Regions from separate parts of the Homo sapiens genome. Here region 1 is linked to region 2. Evidence: chromatin loops called from intact Hi-C (ENCODE). Cell type or tissue: Caco-2. All regions are shown on one strand. Links, peaks and the distances in the headings refer to the core of each region. The heading gives the core; the rest is flanking DNA. Region 1 overlaps LOC105370513 (a long non-coding RNA gene). Region 2 has its middle 64 kb from the start of LINC00520.

Evidence for each region. Hi-C counts contacts between places; a loop is a spot of excess contacts. Peaks named below come from ENCODE experiments on the same cell type or tissue, not always from the same donor. Only the 100,000 strongest peaks of a DNase experiment are listed, where the experiment ranks them.
Region 1: a loop joins it to region 2, with 2.9 times the contacts of the local background. A loop is called at or near these places in 2 of 110 quality-filtered maps.

The regions. Positions count from the first base shown.
Region 1 is chr14:56,096,501-56,101,885 of GRCh38, forward strand. LOC105370513 (a long non-coding RNA gene) reads right to left here. Exons shown (of 3, transcript XR_943901.3): 2 at 2,120-2,331; 3 at 1,553-2,010. Among named protein-coding and RNA genes, the nearest start is that of PELI2, 19 kb to the right of the region's middle. In Caco-2, for the core only: no CTCF peak of the experiment used is centred there; DNase peaks (open chromatin) are centred at 1,768 and 2,761.
Region 2 is chr14:55,729,739-55,735,123 of GRCh38, forward strand. No RefSeq gene overlaps it. Among named protein-coding and RNA genes, the nearest start is that of LINC00520, 64 kb to the right of the region's middle. In Caco-2, for the core only: a CTCF peak has its summit at 2,352 (motif pointing right); no DNase peak of the experiment used is centred there.

The sequences.
Region 1 (5,385 bases), core at 124-5,123, 370 kb after region 2:
TGGGGTTACAGGCATGTACCACCATGACCGGCTAATTTTTATTATTTTTTTGTAGAGATGGGGTTTCACCATATTGCTCAGGCTGGTCTTGAACTCCTAGCCTCAAGTGATCTGTCTGCCTTGGCCTCCCAAAATGCTGGGATTACAGGAGTGAATCACTGTGCCTGGCCCCAGAGGTCATTTTAGAAAGCGGGGCCTGGACTCTAAAGCTCTTGCCTGTTCTAAGATCTATGCTATACATTCATTTATTCTAAAGAATAGCTAATGGGTAGTGAACATTCTAAGCACTGTTCTAGGTGCTGAGGAGGCATTATTTCTTTAATTCTCACAAGAATCTTGCAAGTTAGGGAGATCATTGCCTCCTCTGTTCAGGTTAAGAAATGATGATCAGAGAATTTAGGCAATTTGCCCAAAGGCATATTGCTGGTACGTAGAGAATCCAAGAATTAAATAAATCCAGGTGTCTAACTGCAAAGCCCGTGCTGTAGAACGCCTGGAGGGTGACAGGGGTAAGCTGTTTGCACAGGAGAGAGAAGTGGAGAGGGAACCTGGTAAAAAGAAGTCTTTTTCTAAGAAAGAAGGGCTCAAAAACCTAAAAACTGAGACCAGGGAATTTTCAGACCATGTGACAGGGACAATCTGTCACTGCTTAGCACCGTTGCTCCCGTGTCCTCTAAAACACTGATCAGACAGAATAGATCTGCCCGTGAGAAGGTAGTGAAAGCTGACATATGGAAATGTTTCAGGTCAGCTTTTACTAGAACTTCTGGTTTGAAATCAGGATCGCTTAAAACACACACACACACACACACACACACACACACACACACACACGACAGATGGTTGTTTTCAGGAAATCTTCCCTTATGAAATGGAATTCCGTGTTCTTAATTAACACAGAGCAAACCCTGTTTTGGGTGTCTTGCATACCTAGCCACAATTTTTCCCTTTTTATAAACATAAGATGGGTCTCTCCACAGTGATACTGTGATGAGAGTGGCCGAGCTTACTAAGAGGGATTTGAATACATATAGAAATACAAATCAGTAGAGACCCTTTTACCACTTTAATAAACTGCTATGAATAATTCTGAATCTGAGACCACTAGCTATTTAACATGCCCAGCGATAATGGAATATGGCTCTCTGAACACTTCTAAATGATTTCTATTTCAGAGTTGGGAAACACCAGAGAGACTTTTGTTGCTCCAGTTACAAAAAAAAAAAATTTCTTCTTGGGAACTCCAATTCTAGAAAAGTAATGGATAACTGTATACATGTTGGAAGAGGAGAACCATGCAAGCCTTTTTGACACGTAATATATAAACACCAGTTCTGGGCCCTGCCCATCAACTCATATAAGAAAAATATAATTTAAAATGCCTACTTTTCAAGTTATTCCCATGAATAATTATGAAGGGGGCCATATTTCTTGTTCATCAAAAAATAATTTTTTTTCACATGTTAACTCCAGGAAAGTTCAAATAATGTACCTTTCTGCTTGAAAGAAAGTGTTCCAGATACTACTGCCAACAACAAACTCTCCCAAGATATAGCAGCTTAAAACAACCACCATTTTAATAAGCTCATAGATTCTGTGGGTCAGGAATTTGGATAGGGCACAAAAAGGATGTGTTCATTCTGCTCTGGGACATCTGAGTTCTCAGATGGAAAGGCTTAAAAGCTGAGAGTGACTCAGCGGCTGGGGGCTGGAATCCTCATACCTGGAGGCTGCTTCACTCTCATACCTGGGATAAAAAGGTGGCTTGTAGAGTAGGGCTGCTGACCAGAGCACCTCCATGTGGCCTCCCCATGTGGCTCAGCCTCCTCACAAGCATGGTGGCCTCAGGGCTCCAAATGCATGTGTTCTGGTAGACCAGATAGAAGCTGAATGTTGTGTTGTAACTCATAGAGTTACTTCCACCATGCTGTATTGAACAAAGGTGTGAAAAGCCCACGCAGATTCAAGGTGAGGGGACACCACCTGTTGATGGAGAAGCGGCAGGTCACACTGTAAAAGATAAACGTGAGATGGGAGTTATTGCTTCAGGTGACACATATATATTTTACCCAGGATGCAGGTAACAACAATGGTAATAATGATAGTAACTAAATCTTACAGTGCTCACTATGTGCTGGACACTGTTCCACACCATTCACCTATATTCATTCAATTCAGCCTCGGTGGAAACTGGGATACAAACAGGCTAAGTAACTAGCCCAGTTATACAGCTAGAGAGCAGTGAAACCAGGCTTCAAGCTCAGGCAATTCAGTTCCATTTGCTGTATGCTTTAACTCCTCCATAGTGCCTCTCCAGTCCAATGAAGATACCTTAAGTATAAGGAAACACAAACTATAAAGTGACATTTACTTCTAGGCTATACTAGGGAAAGGGGACAGATCTTTATTGATTATCCACCACATGTCAGGTATTATGCATCACACATTACCTTTCTTAATTCTCCCCGTAACCCTGTGAGGTAGGTATTATTACTGTCATTTTACAGAAGACAGACTTGAGGCTCAGAGATGTTAAGTAACTTGAGCAAAGAACAGAGCTGTCAAATGTTGGCCCTGAGATCTAAAGTCAGATCCATCTGACTTCAATCTACCTGCTCTTTCCCCTTTCCATAGCTACAGTCTGCCTCCTCTTGAGGGTTTTTGTGTCAGGGTCCACTTGAATCCTAGCTCACATTAATTCACTATGGAATCTTTCGAGTCTTGATAACATGGCATTTTAGGAATGTGGCTGGATGATTCGGAGCAGCTGAAATCCCTTGTTTGATTATGGAGCTTTGGGGACTAATAGTGCAACATTTGTGTTTGTCTTCGTAAATTCCTGCTGGGCGTGAACTGTGACTTTTATCTTAGGTAATAAGCCTGAATTCTGGAAGGACTGTCTTTTTTCTCTTTCTAAGACTATGACTTACTGAATACCTGACATTTCCAAGAATGTATCCTTTGCCCTATCAGACCATTAAGTAAGCAGTAACTGCTCTGAAAAGGTCTGTGCTTTGCTTTGTCTTCAGCTATAATTTGATAGACACTCAACCATAACATTATGATTATGAAGCACTTAGGCAGGACTGTGCATCTGCAAGATGCTGTCTAAATATTTTCTGATCTCGTGCTTCTTCCTGTAAGTCTCTAATCCCAGCTGTGCTGGGTCCTTAACTGATTCTGAGAAAGTTCCTTGATCTATCATGGAAGAAAGAGACAATTTGATTTGGGAATCCAGGGATATTTGTACACTCTTTTTATTCCGTTAATGTGACTGACAGCTTCAGCTCTTGCGCCAGAGAGCTCTCTTTCAACTTGCTTCCTGGGCTGACAACTGATGTTTTAACTTGCTCATGACCTGTGGACTCAGAGGGTTATACTGCTTGTCCTTTTCTTCAACGACAAAAATGGCACCAAATCTATCATTGCTTCAAGTCTGACACTGTGCTTTCCAAGGCTAAGATTCAGTGGACTTCCCTAGACTTTGTCCAGAGAGAAAGTTGAGGGTTTTCAGTTATTTTTACTCTTAGGAAGCTATAATGACATTATTTGGAATCACATCTGTTCCTAATGGGATAGAATTTAATGACGGGAGATCAGGTAGAGTCACAAAGGTTTTAGATAGGTACAGAATTCACCAATGCAATATTCAGGCATCAATACACATAGGAAGCTAGTGAGTGAATGATATCTCTTATCAGGATTCAAAAGCCGTTTGGATGTGTTTATCTTAGTTCACTTTCTAACACAAAAACTCCTTGACAAGGTGCCAAGCCCTTTTCATCTTAGTGTAGGCTCACTGCCTAGCACATGGTAAGATTTTAGTAAATCTTTGTCGACTTGTTCAGAATTGTCTCAGAAACTTGCTTACAGGAATTTGTTTAAACTTGGAATCCATGTCAGAGAAATTTAAGGAAGAAAGGGCTGAATTTTTTATGTGTGGCTCAAACCCTTCAACTCTCCGGCCCAGTGCTTTCCTTTTGAAATCATCCTTAGCATTCAGTGGGCTGGAGTGTATTACCTAGTAGCTGTGATTTACTCATTGTCCTACTGGGAACCTTACTTAGAACTTACCTAATCTCCTTGAGGGCTGCAGAACTGCTCACGCAGTGCCTAGCACATGCAGTGGACGCTTACTATAATTTGCTGAGTGACTGCAGTTACTGAACCATCCATCTTACGAGGAAAAGCTTTTCTATTAAGTTCCATCTTGGTCACAGAAGTTACTCATCAAATCCCATTCTGGATGAAACTGCTGTTCTTTGCAAATACTTAAGATATGCATGCTTTGGTGCTTGCCTTCAATTTCCTTCAGAGAGCACCAGAGTGGGTGGAGGCCATTCCTTTCTATTTTTTGAGGCATTACTAAATGCAGTATTCATCCAGATTAAAAATATGCACATAAAAACAGAATTATCTTAATCTCATTATAAGAAAAACAAACACACAAGCTAGTTGAAGTAAAGATAAATGTATTGTAACTGTCAAAAAATCCTATGAATCTAATGATACAGCTGGGGACAGGTGGGAACTTAAATTTCTTCAGGCGGATAATTCCTCTTGGTCTTTCTCAGTTTATTGTCTTCACTTCTCTCTGCAGGTCAGCTCCATCTTCCCTATGGAAACAAACTTCTATAGGTCTTTTAGGATCTGCTTCCCTGTAGCTTCAGCTGCATTTAACTTTGGGATGCTATAAAGCCAATCCTAATATTAATTCTATTCGACCTTATGGCTCTTAAGCCTAAAATGTCAATTTACCCAATCTCTATGTTTCAATTTCTGAAATTTCTGAAAGAGGATTTGAATGGTCCTGACTGGATCATTTGCCCACTCTTGGTCCATTTACCAAGGGCATGAGTCATATTCCTTCAGAGTCCTTAGCAGGAAAAGTTCTCTAAGAAGAGAGTTTGGACAAGGGAAGATGATGGACATATCTAGAACAAGAATCTTCCAAAATTATCAAGGAAATCTGACTTTGGAGGGAGATATTTCTGATTAGATTACTTGTCATGAGAATATTGAAAATAAAAATGATAAAAATTAGCCTCACAGACTTTGTACCTAATACTTTACTTTTTATTGCTAAAATACATCTTTATCTCCAAATCTGCTATTTCCTTTCCAAAAATTATCTTTAGAGGATAATTTTGTAAACGTTGACCTTGTAGGTTCTATGTGAGAAGCCAAACAACAAGGGTAAATCCTTTGAACATTTCTTGTTGCTTCTGGTAGTTTCATTTGTAATGACTATCTGGCCTAAATTAAAGTGAGGTGCGGGCAAGTGGAAATCAAACTCCAGGGAAAAGATTGGAAAAGCTGGGGATACTTTTGAAGTTTGTGAAGATGAAAGAGATTGTAAGTAGTCTCAAACCTTTCTTTGATAAT
Region 2 (5,385 bases), core at 104-5,103:
GGGGGAAGTCAGAAGGAAAGGCTTCACAGAGGAGGAAACATATGGGCTGGCTCTTTAAGGATGAAGAACATTTTAGGCAGAGAAGGGAAAGAAGGCAAGTACAGACTTACAAAGAATTTTAGTTCTTGGCTTAGGGCAGCATTTCCCAAAGTGTGTTCCATAGAACACTAGTCCCCAGAGTGGCTCCTCGAAGGGATGGTTCTGCAGTAAGTCACCATCTAGGGGTCATGATGATGATTAGCTCATTAAAATGTTGACAAGACTTACAGTAAAATGCTATTAACTTTTTAACTCAATGTTTATTATATTTTTTGTCACAAAAACCTTCTTTGATGGAATATCTATTAGTATAGAATACACTCTGCAAAACATAAACCCAAGGTGATCAACCGCTTCATTCTACAGCTGGCAAAATGGGGCACAGGCAGGCTAAGGGTCACACCATTGGATTATAAGCTGAAAGAAGTCAGGGACCATGTTTCTCTCCAGCAACTTTTTTTTTTTTATTATTAAGGAATTAACCTAGTACATGGCACTAGACTGTTAGGGATGAAGAATTGATGAATTAATGAAAAACTAATCTAGAAGAGAACTCAGATATCTCAACTTTCGGGCCTATGTTTTTATTAATATATACCTTTCAGCCAATGGGAAGACATTCTCCCCACAAGGGTTATGTACAGCCTTTTCCCTTTGAGGTAGTGTTGCCTGATAAAATTTAGGGTGCACGCAATATTTGGACATATTTATACCCCAAAATTATTCATTATCTATCTGCTGTTCAAATTTAACTGGCATTCCATATTTTTATTTGCAACATTTGGCAACCCTACTCTTGGGGAAACAGTATGGAAATCTTTCTACCTGCTAATGTTACTTGTTAATCACCTTAAAAAGCCATTTATAAACAGACTTGTATTTTGCTTTCCAGTATATCACAGGGTCAATCCTTTTAAGTGGGTCTAAGAAGATAAACTGATTATGTTCACCTTAGTTTCTTTCAAGTTCCTGCTGAGAGAAAAAGCTTTTGTGTAAACAGGGAAGTGACAAAGCATTTGTTTCATCAGCCTGCACCCTAGCACATGTGAGAGGGTGCCAGTAAATTCTTCCAGCCTGGGCAGCCCTTTATAATCCACAGGAGAAGCACAGACTGAGATAGTAAGAGATATGTGAAGGAACAGGGAAGACAATTTCCTAAGTAATGAGGCTGTTTAGACCTTGCAGAGGAAGGACACTGCTATTATACACCCTAAGCCAGGTCTGTGTTTCCAAAAGGTGATACTCTTAGCCACAATTTTTTGAGTTTGGACCAGATGATTCCTTCATTTTGTGCAGTGCAGACCTGGATATAGATAATAAATTGTAATGCCCTTAAAAGCTTTCTTGTTCCCCATCCATCTTTGTCCTGCCTCACAAAGATGTACTGAGACCTCTCACAAACCATCCATTGTGACTTTGCCAGGGGATCCTGATCTTAAGACAATTAAACAATTAAAAAAGATCAGTTAAAAAAAAATCCTTCTTCTCTGCTCCTTATGCTGTTGGCTGCTTAAGCTGTTTGCTTTCATCCTCAGCTCTTGTGTGAATTATACATGTTTTTGTAAACTCAAACTTAAAACCCAGTATGTCTTTAGATAGCTTTTTGCACTGCACCCTTTAATGTGGGTTATTTTTCACATGCACTGGGGTGATTTTGCTTGTGCATAGAAGGGCGGTGGCTTGCTTCAAGTATCGGTTAATTGCACTTACATTCATTGGTTTGTTCCTGTTACAAACAGAAAAGAAAAAAGAAAAAAAACAAAACCCAACCAAACCAACCAAAGAAACACAAAACATTATGTACCAGGAACTGTGTGTAAGGCCCAGGTGAAACAGAGATACATAAAGCACAGTCCTTAAGGAATGGAAACGTTAAACAAATACTTACAATTCAATGTGATAAGTCAGTAGAGGTGACATTAGTACAGAGGTGCTGCACAGAGGGGCAGAAGGAATAACTCCACCTGTGGGAGACGGAGGGGGAATAAAGAGCTGCACAGGGATTTATGAGCTGAATCCTGAGGCATAAATAGGCATTTTCTCACTGCACAGATTGCAGATGGGAACTCATGCAAAGGCAAGGAAATATGAAGCTGTGTAATTTGTGTTCAGTGAGAGACTTCCACAGGTTAAAGATGGCCCACTGGGACCCAGAAAGAAAACAGCATAACTCCTTTTCTGTATTTATTTTTATGTAAAAAATCTTTACTAATATTTAGTATATGATTTACAGTTGGGCATATGTAATTTATCAGTTAAGTATAGCTGTGTGGTGAGTTGCATGCTCAAAAATGCTTTACCAAAAGGGGGCGCCCATGATCAAACTAATTTGGCTACTACTGCTGGAGTGGCAGAATTGGGGGTCCAATTCAGGCCGGCAACAGTGCCAAAGGAGTCCAGATAATTATGTTTCTTGTAGTCCAGGGTATCTCAAAGTATGGTCCACATATATGTACCTACAATGCTTGCTAAAGAAAAGTGAATTCCCAGGCCTATCCCACATCAATAAAATCAGTATTTCTCAGGAAGAGGGTCTGGGAATTTGTGTGTTTGACAAATTCACCAGGTGATGCTTATGGTCTTAGTCTGCTCAGGCTGCCATAACAAAGTACCACAGACTGGGTGGCATAAACAACAGACATCTATTTTTTCAGTTCTGGAAGCTGAAAGTCCAAGATCAAGGTTCCTGCAAGGCTCAGTTCCTGGTGGGGGCTCTCCTCTGGCTGGCAGATGGCCACCTTCTCGCTGTGTCCTCATATATTGGGGAGAGAAGCTCTACCCAGACTGGAGTTCAGTGGTGCAATCTCAGCTCACTGCAACCTCTGCTTCCCAGGTTCAGGCGATTCTCATGCCTCAGCCTCTGGAGTAGTTGGGATTACAGGCACATGCCACCACGCTTGGCTAATTTTTGTATTTTTTGTGGAGACAGAGTTTCACCATGTTGGCCAGGCTGGTTTCAAACTCCTGACCTCAAGTGATCTGCCTTCCTTGACCTCCCAAAGAGTTGGGATTATAGACCTGAGCCACGGCTCCTGGCCTCTTCCTCTTCTTATAAGGACACAAGTTCTATTGGATCAGGGCCCCACCCTTATGATTCATTTAACTTTAATCCCCTCCTTAAAGGCCTTATCTCCGAAACAATCACATGGGGGAATTTAGAGCATCAATATGTGAATTTGAGGGGGGCAGGGCAGGACACAATTCAGTCCATAGCACTTATGTTCACTGAAGTTTGAGGACCACTGCTCTAGTCTAACCAACAAAGAAACAGTAAAACCCGTGATAGCTTCTGATGGTAAGCTCCTTTGTTTCTGAGTCTGCACCGAGAGGATGAGCTAGAGAAACATGGGATTTCCAGCTCCCTGCCTTGCCTTTCAGACCAGCATTGTCCACTAGAAACATAATGGTAGCCACAAATGTGAGCCACATGTGTAATTTAAAGTTTTCTATCAGCCACAATGGAAAAATGTTTAATGAGACTGTGACATCAGTAAGAAACAGGTGAAATTACTTTTTAATAAGTAGTTAATCTATTATATCCAAAATATTATCATTTCAACATAAAATCAACATAAAAGATTATGAGTAAGATATTTTACATTTTTTGTATGAAATCTTTGAAATTCTGTGTCATATTTTATACTTCTATTTTAGCACAGCTTAATGTAAACTAGCGAGATCTCAAACACTTAGTGGCCACATGTGGCTACTGGCTACTGTGTTGGACAGGCAGTGCTAGACTATCCCAAGCTAGACTATTCTGCTTTGAAGAAGCAAAACAGACCAGGTGTGTTGTGTAACATGCTGTATAAGTACCGTTGTTTCTAAGAAAGGCTTTATGATTATGATTAGTCCTGAAACGTTTTTGTTAACATGACTCTCCTCTAACCAGAAGTTTAAGATGTCAAGTTTAAGCAGAGAACAGAAGCTGACGGCTCATCCTAGCAGCTGAAGAAATTGTCACCGTTCAATGTTCTCTTTACCATTTACATAAGAAATCACAAGCTGCCAGCCAGGGCTGGCTGATGCCTGAGCCATGCTGACTTGATGATGGTTTTCCCTTAAATTAAAACTGAGCTGCATTTGATTTATCACCCAGAGCTGTCACTTCTCACCTCCAGTGAACCTTTCCTAAAACCACAATAAATGTCACTTCAAAGGTTCAGAACTGGATTTCAATGGTGAAGAGCATATTCATCCTAAAACAGGCTCCTTGAAACAAAACAGGGTTTGCCATCAGTGTTGGGAATGGGGAGAGGATATGGAGACACTCCCCTGAATTTTGTATAATGAAGAAAGCATTTGGCTGATCATGAACTTTACCCATATCCACAAGATCAAGTTTGGGATCCCCAGGGGCAAAGGGTGTGTTATTGGTGCTGAGCTCCGTCTTGGGAGCCACTAGAGCCCAAGAGCTTCTAGTTACTTTTGAGACAAGAAATTCTTGTTTAGTTGGAGGAACTTGGGGGCATTTGGTTAGAGAAGAGAAAGTTTGGTGAAGAGGGCATGACACATCACCCTCATGTATTTGAGAGCTTCTTGGAAGAAGAATTAGACCCATTCTACATAGTCAACAGGGCAGAATTAGAACATATCTTTAGTTCAAGATAAATAAGACATTTTTAATGAGATTGTGACATCAGTAATAAGACACAGACATCAGATTGTGCTTCCGTATGGAAATATTTGTTGAGTACCTACTTTGGGTCAAGCACTGTTATTTATATTATTTTAATGAAATTTCATAACATTTCTGTAAGGTAGGCATTATTAGCTCTTTTTCATAGATGATGAAATTGAGGCTCAAGGATGTTAAGCACCTCCCAGAATAGGTGCTTTGAGTTGGAGGGAGGTCTCCCAGTCACTGAGCCTGTTGAAGCAGAGGGTGCAACACCATCTGTATGAGCTGGGAGGTGTCAGCCATCTTGATAAGCTAATAACTGCTACTCTTTACTTGTGCTTGTTTTGTGATAAAAGATATTACAAATTTTGATTTATGTATTAAAGTGACATGGCCAAAGAGATATTACATAGACTAGTTTTCAAACTATTAAGAAGAGAAATTCTTTTTCCTTCCTGCAGATGGAAGCTTCAGCAGCAGGAGCCAGGCCCCACACTCTCCTGCTCCCAGTTGGTCTGTGGTGGGATATGGTGAGGCTCAGCTGTTTGCTGGTCACTTCCCCTGGTGACCAGTTAGTATCCCAGAGGAATCACAGATAATAGAGTGATGTGAAATGAACTTAAAAATAAATGTTTAAAACACTCAGAGGAATAAAGGGAAAATAGAATCCATACAGCAAAACAAGACCTTATAAAAAAGAACAGGCAGATTTGAACAAGAGATAG